2 separate regions of the Homo sapiens genome follow, and region 2 is linked to region 1. The links are chromatin contacts, found by Hi-C or POLR2A ChIA-PET in ENCODE. All regions are on one chromosome and are shown on one strand. Each heading gives the region's core, a stretch centred on a gene start or an enhancer-like site at or near the end of the contact. The rest is flanking DNA. Distances are from core to core; before and after follow the strand shown. Region 1 overlaps TMEM123 (transmembrane protein 123). Region 2 overlaps LOC102723838 (a long non-coding RNA gene).

Evidence for each region. Hi-C counts contacts between places; a loop is a spot of excess contacts on that map. ChIA-PET counts read pairs that join two places held with the same protein, here RNA polymerase II (POLR2A). Pooled maps may share reads with other maps.
Region 2: a map of HepG2 shows a loop between it and region 1 (5-fold over the local background). The contact joins two enhancer-like sites. A Hi-C loop is called at or near these places in 5 of 168 maps with a recorded cell type or tissue (CD4-positive, alpha-beta T cell, Caco-2, HepG2 and 2 more), 14 of 37 single-sample maps with no recorded cell type and 12 of 50 pooled maps. POLR2A ChIA-PET finds 5 or more read pairs at or near these places in 7 of 52 experiments (CD8-positive, alpha-beta memory T cell, H1, HepG2 and 4 more).

What each region holds. Positions count from the first base shown.
Region 1 is chr11:102,428,386-102,432,681 of GRCh38, forward strand. All of the region lies in intron 2 of TMEM123 (transmembrane protein 123), which reads right to left. Among named protein-coding and RNA genes, the nearest start is that of TMEM123, 22 kb to the right of the region's middle. RefSeq lists a silencer at 573-750 and enhancers at 1,375-1,434, 1,515-1,664. Within about 2 kb of position 2,291, at least 6 of the 41 ENCODE cell types and tissues checked have a DNase peak (open chromatin) inside an H3K27ac peak, as active enhancers do.
Region 2 is chr11:102,492,491-102,496,786 of GRCh38, forward strand. LOC102723838 (a long non-coding RNA gene) reads left to right here. Exons shown (of 3, transcript NR_135076.1): 2 at 1,290-1,374. Among named protein-coding and RNA genes, the nearest start is that of MMP7, 36 kb to the right of the region's middle. Within about 2 kb of position 2,428, at least 2 of the 41 ENCODE cell types and tissues checked have a DNase peak (open chromatin) inside an H3K27ac peak, as active enhancers do.

The sequences.
Region 1 (4,296 bases), core at 1,041-3,540:
CCACCTCCAGGGTTTAAGCAATTCTCCTGCCTCAGCCTCCCAAGTAGCTGGGATTACAGGTGCCTGCCACCACACCCAGCTTTTTTTTTTTTTTATTTTTTAGTAGAGACGGGGTTTTGCCATGTTGGCCAGGCTGCTCTCGAACTCCTGACCCCAGGTGATCCACCCAGCTTGGCCTCGCAAAGTGCTGGGATTACAGGTGTAAGCCAGTGTGCCCGGCCCCCCCAAAAAAAAAAAGTCATTTTAAAGAAGTGTTTTTTCCCCTAGATTACTTTATCCCATATCACAAATTAAATGGCCATCTGGACAATTACTTTATAAAGCTAACTGAAAAAGATATTCTGAGATCCTCAGGAAATGATCCATCTCCAATTTAAGTGGTACATTTTTGCTGCAGCTCATCAAGAATAGGCTATAACTCTGACAAGAGCAGATGTTTCTGAAGAGAAAGGAGACTAGTAACTACTGGCCACCAAGTCTGGCCAGGGAAAATCATTACCACTGACTGTGGCTATGTGGCCAGTAGAATGAACATCTGTTCTTTTTTCCCTGCCCAGCTCCTGTTCCACTCTTCCTTCAGGCAAACACCCTTCGCTCACCCCCTGGGGTCTGGAGGGACTACGAGTGGGTAGGCACGAGATTCAAACCAGGTCAATCAGCCTCTCGCAGGAGTCTGAAATGTGAGTAGAATACACCAGGATGGACAACAGTTAACACAGTCATTTTGATGGCAGCCTCCTCAGGAGATTTGTTAATTCCTGTCCCTGAAATCCCTAGCCACACTAGATCTAGTTCAGTTTTCTTCTTTAGGTTTTGTGAATGTTGGACAGCAGGTGTCCAACAAGTCCTTGTTTATCTAAGTTAGTTATAGAAAATTTCTACTGCTTGCAACCAAATGATTTTAACAATATGAAATTTAAATCTGGGATGATGTCTACTTTCTTCCTGCTCTTTTCTCTTCTTCATAATCACGCTTACGGTTCCTCTTCAGTTTTTTTCCTCCTTTACAACAGAATGCACTTTTCAACTCATGTCAGCAAAAACATTACATGAGACTACTGAAAGGCAAGTTTTGGCGTACAAAATGAAGTTTCTAAAATGAGACTTTCCTCTTTGAGAAGGTCTTTGGCACTCTGCTAACCTTTGACTCTTGCCTTGAGAAAACATTTCCTTACAATTAACAAACATAAAAGCATGAATGCCTGTGTGTGTGCTGCAATGTGACTCTACTTACACCAAACCAACAAGACTATTTTCAGTGCAAAAGTAAACTCCTGACAATCATAGCATTCTACCAAGCAAATGTTTGACATCTTATACATAGCATCTTGTACTGTAAACTATTATAGGCTTCAGATGTAGCCAGACTCACTGCAATCAAATCCAAACTCCCTGAGGGACTTCAGCAACACTGCTCCACCATCACTAAAGCCTCACAACACCGCTTTCCTGTGTCACTTTTATTACCCTCTTTTATGTCAGCAGAAGCACAGATGCTCCTGCCTTGCCAAAAGCCACAGGGCCTGAACAACCCGAGCATCTCCAGAAGCAGCCTGTGCGATGGGAGCACCACACAGCAGGAAGACTGGTGGCAAGCATGGCCCTTCGTAGGGGCAGAGGCCTCTCTGATCTTCCAAATTGCTCTGTCCATCCCCTTCCCCATGCCACCTCTCCCAGCCAGCATGAGTACCTTTTCTGGATGGGCTTCATCTTTATGGAAACAAAGAGGCAAAGAACAGAGTTGCCCGGGACCACAGAAGACAACTGTGGCAATTCTCCCCTGTTAAGTGAGAAGACCAGAGTGCAGGTGGTGATTTGTTTTGACCAAGGGGCTCCATCTCACAACTAAGGCTGGTATAGCAAGCAAAAAACTCAAAAACTGGTTTACTCCTCCCATAGCATTCGCATATCCTTTACTGTTTCAACAAAAACAGCACTGGGTGCTGGGAAGGTGGTGGTGAGTAAAATCAGCCTTCCCCCTGAAGGAGCTGACTTTCTAGTTGGGGAGGCAGAGTGAGATGAAGCATCACATTACATTACTATAAGCCAGTAAACCACAAACTCCTCTGAAGGCTGGTATCCCAGTTATAAGCCTAGAGGTCTAGGACTGGACCTGAGGAAACAAGCTTGAGCAATCTAAAGGCTGAAAGGGTAACTGGTAGCCAGAAAAAGGCAAAGATGAAAGGAAGAGCTCTTCAGGTAGTGAGAACAGAACATGCAAAGGTCTCATGGCAGAGAGGGCAGAGAAAGGAGGAACCAAAAAGGTAAGTGTGGCCACAGAGCTAGGAAAAACACGTTTATTTAGGTCCTGGTTTTGTGCCAGGTGCTTTACATGTTACCTCATTTAACCCATGAGATGGCTATACTCTCTTAGCCGCATGAGACAGCCATCTTTCTATAATCAGCTCTATTTCATAGCAGGAAGTGAGAAGGCAGAGATTAAGTAGCTTGCCCAAATTCAATTAACAGCAAAGCAATTTTTCTCTTTGTATCTTCCCCAAAATACAACATAATACACATACTGGGTGGGGATGACATGGGGGAGGGACCACTAAACTAGTGAACCAAATTCAATGTGGGGTGAAAAAAGTAGTCAAACCAATTCTTACTGAACAGTCAGGTAATAGACTAAAAAAGTCATCACTTTTCAACTAGTTGTTTTCATGTCATGAAGATATAACCATAATGAAATGTTTTGTAGGAGAGGGTCAGTTCCCATTTTAGGAAACTGTGCTTATGTCATTGGATTAAAAAAGAAAAACTAAAAATAGTCGGTGGGATACTTAAAAAAAAACTGTATTTATGGTGTACAACATGATATTTTGATATATGTACACAATGTGGAATCGCTAAATAAATATAGGCATTACCTCACATACTTATCTTTGTAAACTGACAAATTACAGCTGTATAAATTTATAGGTATAAAGTGATGTTATGATTTATGAATACATGTAGAATAATTTAATCATGCTAATTAACATATCCATCACCTCAAATACTTATTTTTGTGGTGAGAACATTGAAATTTTACTCAGCGATTTTGGAAGGTACCATACACGATAAACTATATTCACTATGCTGTGCAATAGAACTAGAAAAAAGAAAGTTTTCCTCTTCTCTGAGGCTCTGTATCCTTTAACCATCATCTCCCCTTTTTCCCCACCCTGCAGCTTCTGGGAACCACCATTCTACTCTCTGCAGTTCCATCCATGTTGTCTCAAATGACAGAATTTGCACATTTGCTTTTTTAAAGCTGAATAGTATTCCATTGTGTGTATATGTATCACATGTGCTTTATCCATTCATCTGCTGATAAACAGTTAGGTTGATTCTACAACTTGGTGATATGGGCTGGCTGTGTCCCCACCCAAATCTCATCTTGAATTGTAATCCCCATGTGTCATGGCAGTGACCCGGTGGTAGGTAACTGAATCATGGGGGCAGTTTCCCCCATGCTGTTCCCATGATAGTGAGTGAGTTCTCAGGAGATCTGATGGTTTTTTAAGCGTCTGGCATCTCCCTGCTGGCACTTTCTCTCTCCTGCCACCCTGTGAAGAGGCGCCTTCTGCCATGATTGTGAGTTTCCTGAAGCCTTCCCTAGCCATGTGGAACTGAGTCAATTAAACCTCTTTTCTTTATAAATTAATCCATCTTGGGTATTTCTTCAAAGCAGTGTAAGAACAGATTAATCTAGTACATTGGTACTGGGAGTGGGGTGCTACTCTAAGGATAGCTGAAAATGTGGAAGCGACTTTGGCACTGGTTAACAGGCAGAGGTTTAAACAGTTTGGAGGACTTAGAAGAAGACAGGGAAATGTGGGAAAGTTTGGAACTTCCTAGAGACTTGGAGGGCTCAGAAGACAAAAAGATGTGGGAAAGTTTGGAACTTCCTAGAGACTTGTTGAACGGCTTTGACCAAAATGCTGATAGTGATATGGACAATGAAGTCCAGGCTGAGGTGGTCTCAGATGCAGATTTGAGGAACCTGTTGAGAACTGGAGTAAAGGTCACTCTTGCTATGCTTTAGCAAAGAGATTGGTGGCATTTTGCCCCTGCCCTAGAGATCTGTGGAACTAGAACTCGAGAGACACGATTTAGGGTACCTGGCAGAAGAAATTTCTAAGCAGCAAAGCATTCAAGAGGTAGCAGAGCGTAAGAGTTTGGAAAATATGTAGCCTGATGATGTGACAGAAAAGAAAACCCATTCTCTGAGGAGAAATTCAAGCCGGCTGCAGGAATTTGCATAAGTAACAAGGAGCCAAATGTTAACCACCAAAAGACAATGGGGAAAAT
Region 2 (4,296 bases), core at 1,178-3,677, 64 kb after region 1:
CCGTCTCTACAGAAAATACAAAAATTCGTTGGGTGTTGTGGCATGTGTCTGTGGTCCCAGCTACTCAGGAGGCTGAGGTGGGAAGATCACTTGAGCCTGGGAAGTTGAGGCAACAGTGAGGCTGCACTGCACTCCAGACTGGGTGACAGAGCAAGACCCTGTCTCAACAACTAAAAATAAAACATAGAATATCTTTAGGATTTTGGAGTAGAGAAGAATTATGATCATCAGGCCAGTATTAAAATATTTTGCATTTTCTGAGGACACATCAGAGAAAGTGATTGGGTTATGAGGACAAATTTGCCTAGAGCTCAATTCTGTGTTGTTATTTCAGGTAAGCATAGTCTTTCTTCAAAGAACCAAGGACTAGCCGAGTGTGGTTTCGTCTCTACTAAAAAAAGAACCAAGGACTGGTTATTTGTTGGTGGCTGAATGATTGGTTTGTGAAAAGACAGGAAACCCAGGCTGAATAGGGAATGGTGGTCTGGTCTTTGTGTTGACAACAATTAATAGGAAAACCCCAAGAGGCAGAATTTGGAGCCAAAAGGCAGTACGGGGCCCTGATGGATGATTCTATATGAAAATAGATTGTCCCTGAACATGGCTATCAGGGACAATCACGAGGCAAATGACTAAGTCCAGACACAAAGTCAGATATCCAGTAATTGTTGTTTGTTTTTGTTTTCTATATGTATATGTCCTTAAGATTATCTTATCGGAGAGGCAATTATTATTATTATTTTATTTTTTCGGGACAGAATCTGGCTCTGTTGCCCAGGCTGGAGTGCAGTGGCACGATCTTGGCTCACTGCAACCTCCACCTCCTGGGTTCAAGCAATTCTCCTGCCTCAGCCTCCCGAGTAGCTGGGATTAGAGTCACCTGCCACCACCTAATTTTTTAGGCTAATTTATTTTAGTATTTTTTTTCTTTTTTAATAAAGATGGGGCTTCACCATGTTGGTAAGGCTGGTCTCGAACTCCTGACCTCAGGTGATCCACCCACCTCGGCTTCCCAAAGTGTTGGGATTACAGGCGTGAGCCACTGCGCCTGGGGAGGCAATTAAAAAGACTTTGGAAACATACAAATATAGCTTCAAATGCAAGTGCTGTCACATCCCAGCCGTGAGAATTTCCTAATTTATGAAATGAATAAAATAATACCTACTTTTCAGGGTTGCTGTAGTGATCAGAATGTAGGTATGTAGGGTGGATTAGGGATGGCTGCACATTCTTTGTTATGTACTCACATTGAGAAATGGAGTTTAATAATTAAGTGCCTTATTCAACAGGTATTTAACGGGTGCTTACTCTGTGTCATGTGCCCTTCTTGCTGCTGAACAAAGTGGATAAATTCCTTGCCTGAAAGTAATTAAGGTAATACCTTTTAATCATTGTTGGTGATGTAATGGTTATTAAGATAACCAGAATATCGGGGTTTACCTAAAAAGACCTAATTGTCTGATATGGACACGTAAGAAATGAAGTTCAAAGGAAATCTGTCCTAAGTAAATTATAATTAACATCTAAGTATTAATCGTTAACAAGCTGAATAGACACCATATAGCTATTTCAAATTTAAATTAGCCTCTATCTTACCTATTATTTTTAATTTCTACCACTACCTTCTGGAAGCTGTGTAAATGAAAATCCTAACTGAGTAAGTTAACACAAATAAATACCACTTATCCATTCATTCATTCAACCGATCATTCAACAAATATTTTATTTTATTTATTTATTTTTTGAGGCAGAGTCTCACTCTGTCGCCGGTGTGCATCACCACACCCAGTTAATTTTTTGTATTTTTAGTAGAGATGGGGTTTCGCTATGTTGGCCAGGCTGGTCTCAAACTCCCGGTTTTAAGTGATCCACCCACCTTGACCAAAGTGCTGGAATTACAGGCGTGAGTCACAGCGCCTGGCTTCAACAAATATTTGTTGGACAACTTTTATGTGCTAAACTGTGCTAACCATTGTTTCTCTGAATGATTCAGACATAGACTCTGCTTTTTCTGCCAAGAACTCCACTTTTCATATCAAAATTATGGTAGAGGAGGAAAAACTTGAAAAAAAAGTGCTAGGTTAATCATATCTTTTATAACTGAATGATTTCTTAGATTAAGATATTTTAATCTATTTACTTTGAGGTAGATTGATCCCTGAATGACATAGTCTAGTTACTGATAACTAAAAAAGTACAATTAGGTGTTAAGTTTGAATAGAATTTCAATCCATTATTTAGGGTTCCTAAATTTTTCTATATACTGTAGTTGCTTGGTTTTATTCAGGGCTAGGGAAATTTGCTAATTTGAGAGGCAAGACAAAAAAGCCTGTCAAATGCATTTGTATTATGCCAAAGTAGTTCTCAAGGTATCTTTCAAGTGAATGTTTAGCACATATGCGTGCACACAAAACAAACTTGATGTTCACCATTATCAACGACTAGGATGGCAAATCCACTCTTGCTTTGTAACCAAGGAAAGTCACTGCTGCATGGTCGTAACGTGCTTAGTCTTTATGAAGATGCCTCAGCAAAAGATGACAGGGATATAAGACTGAGTTATTCCTTTGAAGTTTAACTCATTATCCTTTGGTAATCATAACTCCATGTTTTTTACCTCCCCAGTTAAAGTTCCAAAAGGCAACAGTAGGTCACAGCAGCCCCTTAGTCGGAGGTTAGGCTCAGGTGCAATTTACTCTCCTCTGTATGCTTGCTAGTAACCAAAGGAGTAACAGTTTCGCACACCAAAAATGATCAGAGTCAGTGGCCAGGGTTTACGTTTCATGACAGCCTTCTATACTTGTAGGAAATACAGACTTTACCGTTAAAGAAACTAATGTGGTCACCAGGGTCATGGTCTTTAGATTCACGTCATCTGGAGTGTAAAGCACTAGATCTGAATTCCCTTTTTGTTGATTGGGGCATTGACAATTGAACTGTAATGACAAAAGAGGGTATAAACTAGAACGTATGTTTGCTGATCCATACAGCATTTTTGTGGTAGCAAGTATTCTTTTGGTTAGAATTAATACATCTCTTCTGGTTTGAATGATAGTCTCCTGAAGTTGATGAAACTTAGTGGTTTCATAAGAGAAAGGGTGCCCTCATGTGGCGATTTAGAAACATAACAGCAAATTCTTTGGCATTCCCGGCTTCAAGGAGGAGGTGTATATTGCCTCATTTTAACTCTGGTTGTGTTTCTGATTACTTTTATCAGAAGAGTATGGCAGAAGTGAGGTTATATGACTTCTATGGCTAGATCTTAAAAGTCATACAGCCTCCATGGTGGAGAAGATGCCATGAGCAGGCAGTATGGTTGACAGTCCCAGCTGAGCCCAGATTTCCAATTATCTCCAGCAACGCAGCAGACGTGTGATTGAAGCCATCCCAGCCCCTCCCAACCAGCCCATCGGCCCCACAGAACAAAAGGATCACCTAGGGCAGCCTTGCCTGAACTCCTGGCCTACCAAATCATGAGACATAATAAAATGATTGTTGTTTTGAGCTACGGTTTAGGGTTCTTTTTATGCAATGTTCGATAACTGGACACTCCTTCTGTTAATTCAAGTTCTCTAAAAGCTGATACCAAGAGGATCGGATTCGACATAAAAGAGGTTTTTGGGGAAACACCTGTGAAGGATAACGGGTGAAGGAGTGGACTAGGTAGGGAGAGCTTTCAGACTCTGATGCAGGTCTGGAATCTGAAGGAAGAAAGATTAGGCAAGAAGAGTCTTAGGCTATCTCACAAGAAAATAAAGTATTTCCAGGCTGTGGTGGTGGGGGGGGAGGTCCTCAAGCCTGTTAGAAAGATTCTGCTTATCCCAAACACTTTATGTCAAACTGGAGTTTTGGACCTGTGTGCGGCATGCTAGAATTGATAGAATGTAGCTTAGAAACTCACGAAAACAACTTACAGAATCCCACGCCGGGCGCGGTGGCTCACGCCTGTAATCCCAGCACTTTGGGAAGCTGAGGTGGGCGTATCACCTGAGGTTGGGAGTTTCAGACCAGCCTGACTAACACGGAGAAACCCCGCCTCTACTAAAAATACAAAATTAGCTGGGTGTGGTGGCACGTGCCTGTAATCCCAGCTTACTCCGGAGGCTGAAGCAGGAGAATAGCTTGAACCCGGGAGGCAGAGGTTGCAGTGAGCTGAGATCGCGCCATTGCACTCCAGCCTGGGCAACAAGAGTGAAACTCCGTCTCAAAAAACAAACAAACAAACAAACAAACAAACAAAAAATCAACTTATAGAATCCCAGTGTTAGGACTTTCTCCCTCTCACATTGTATATCA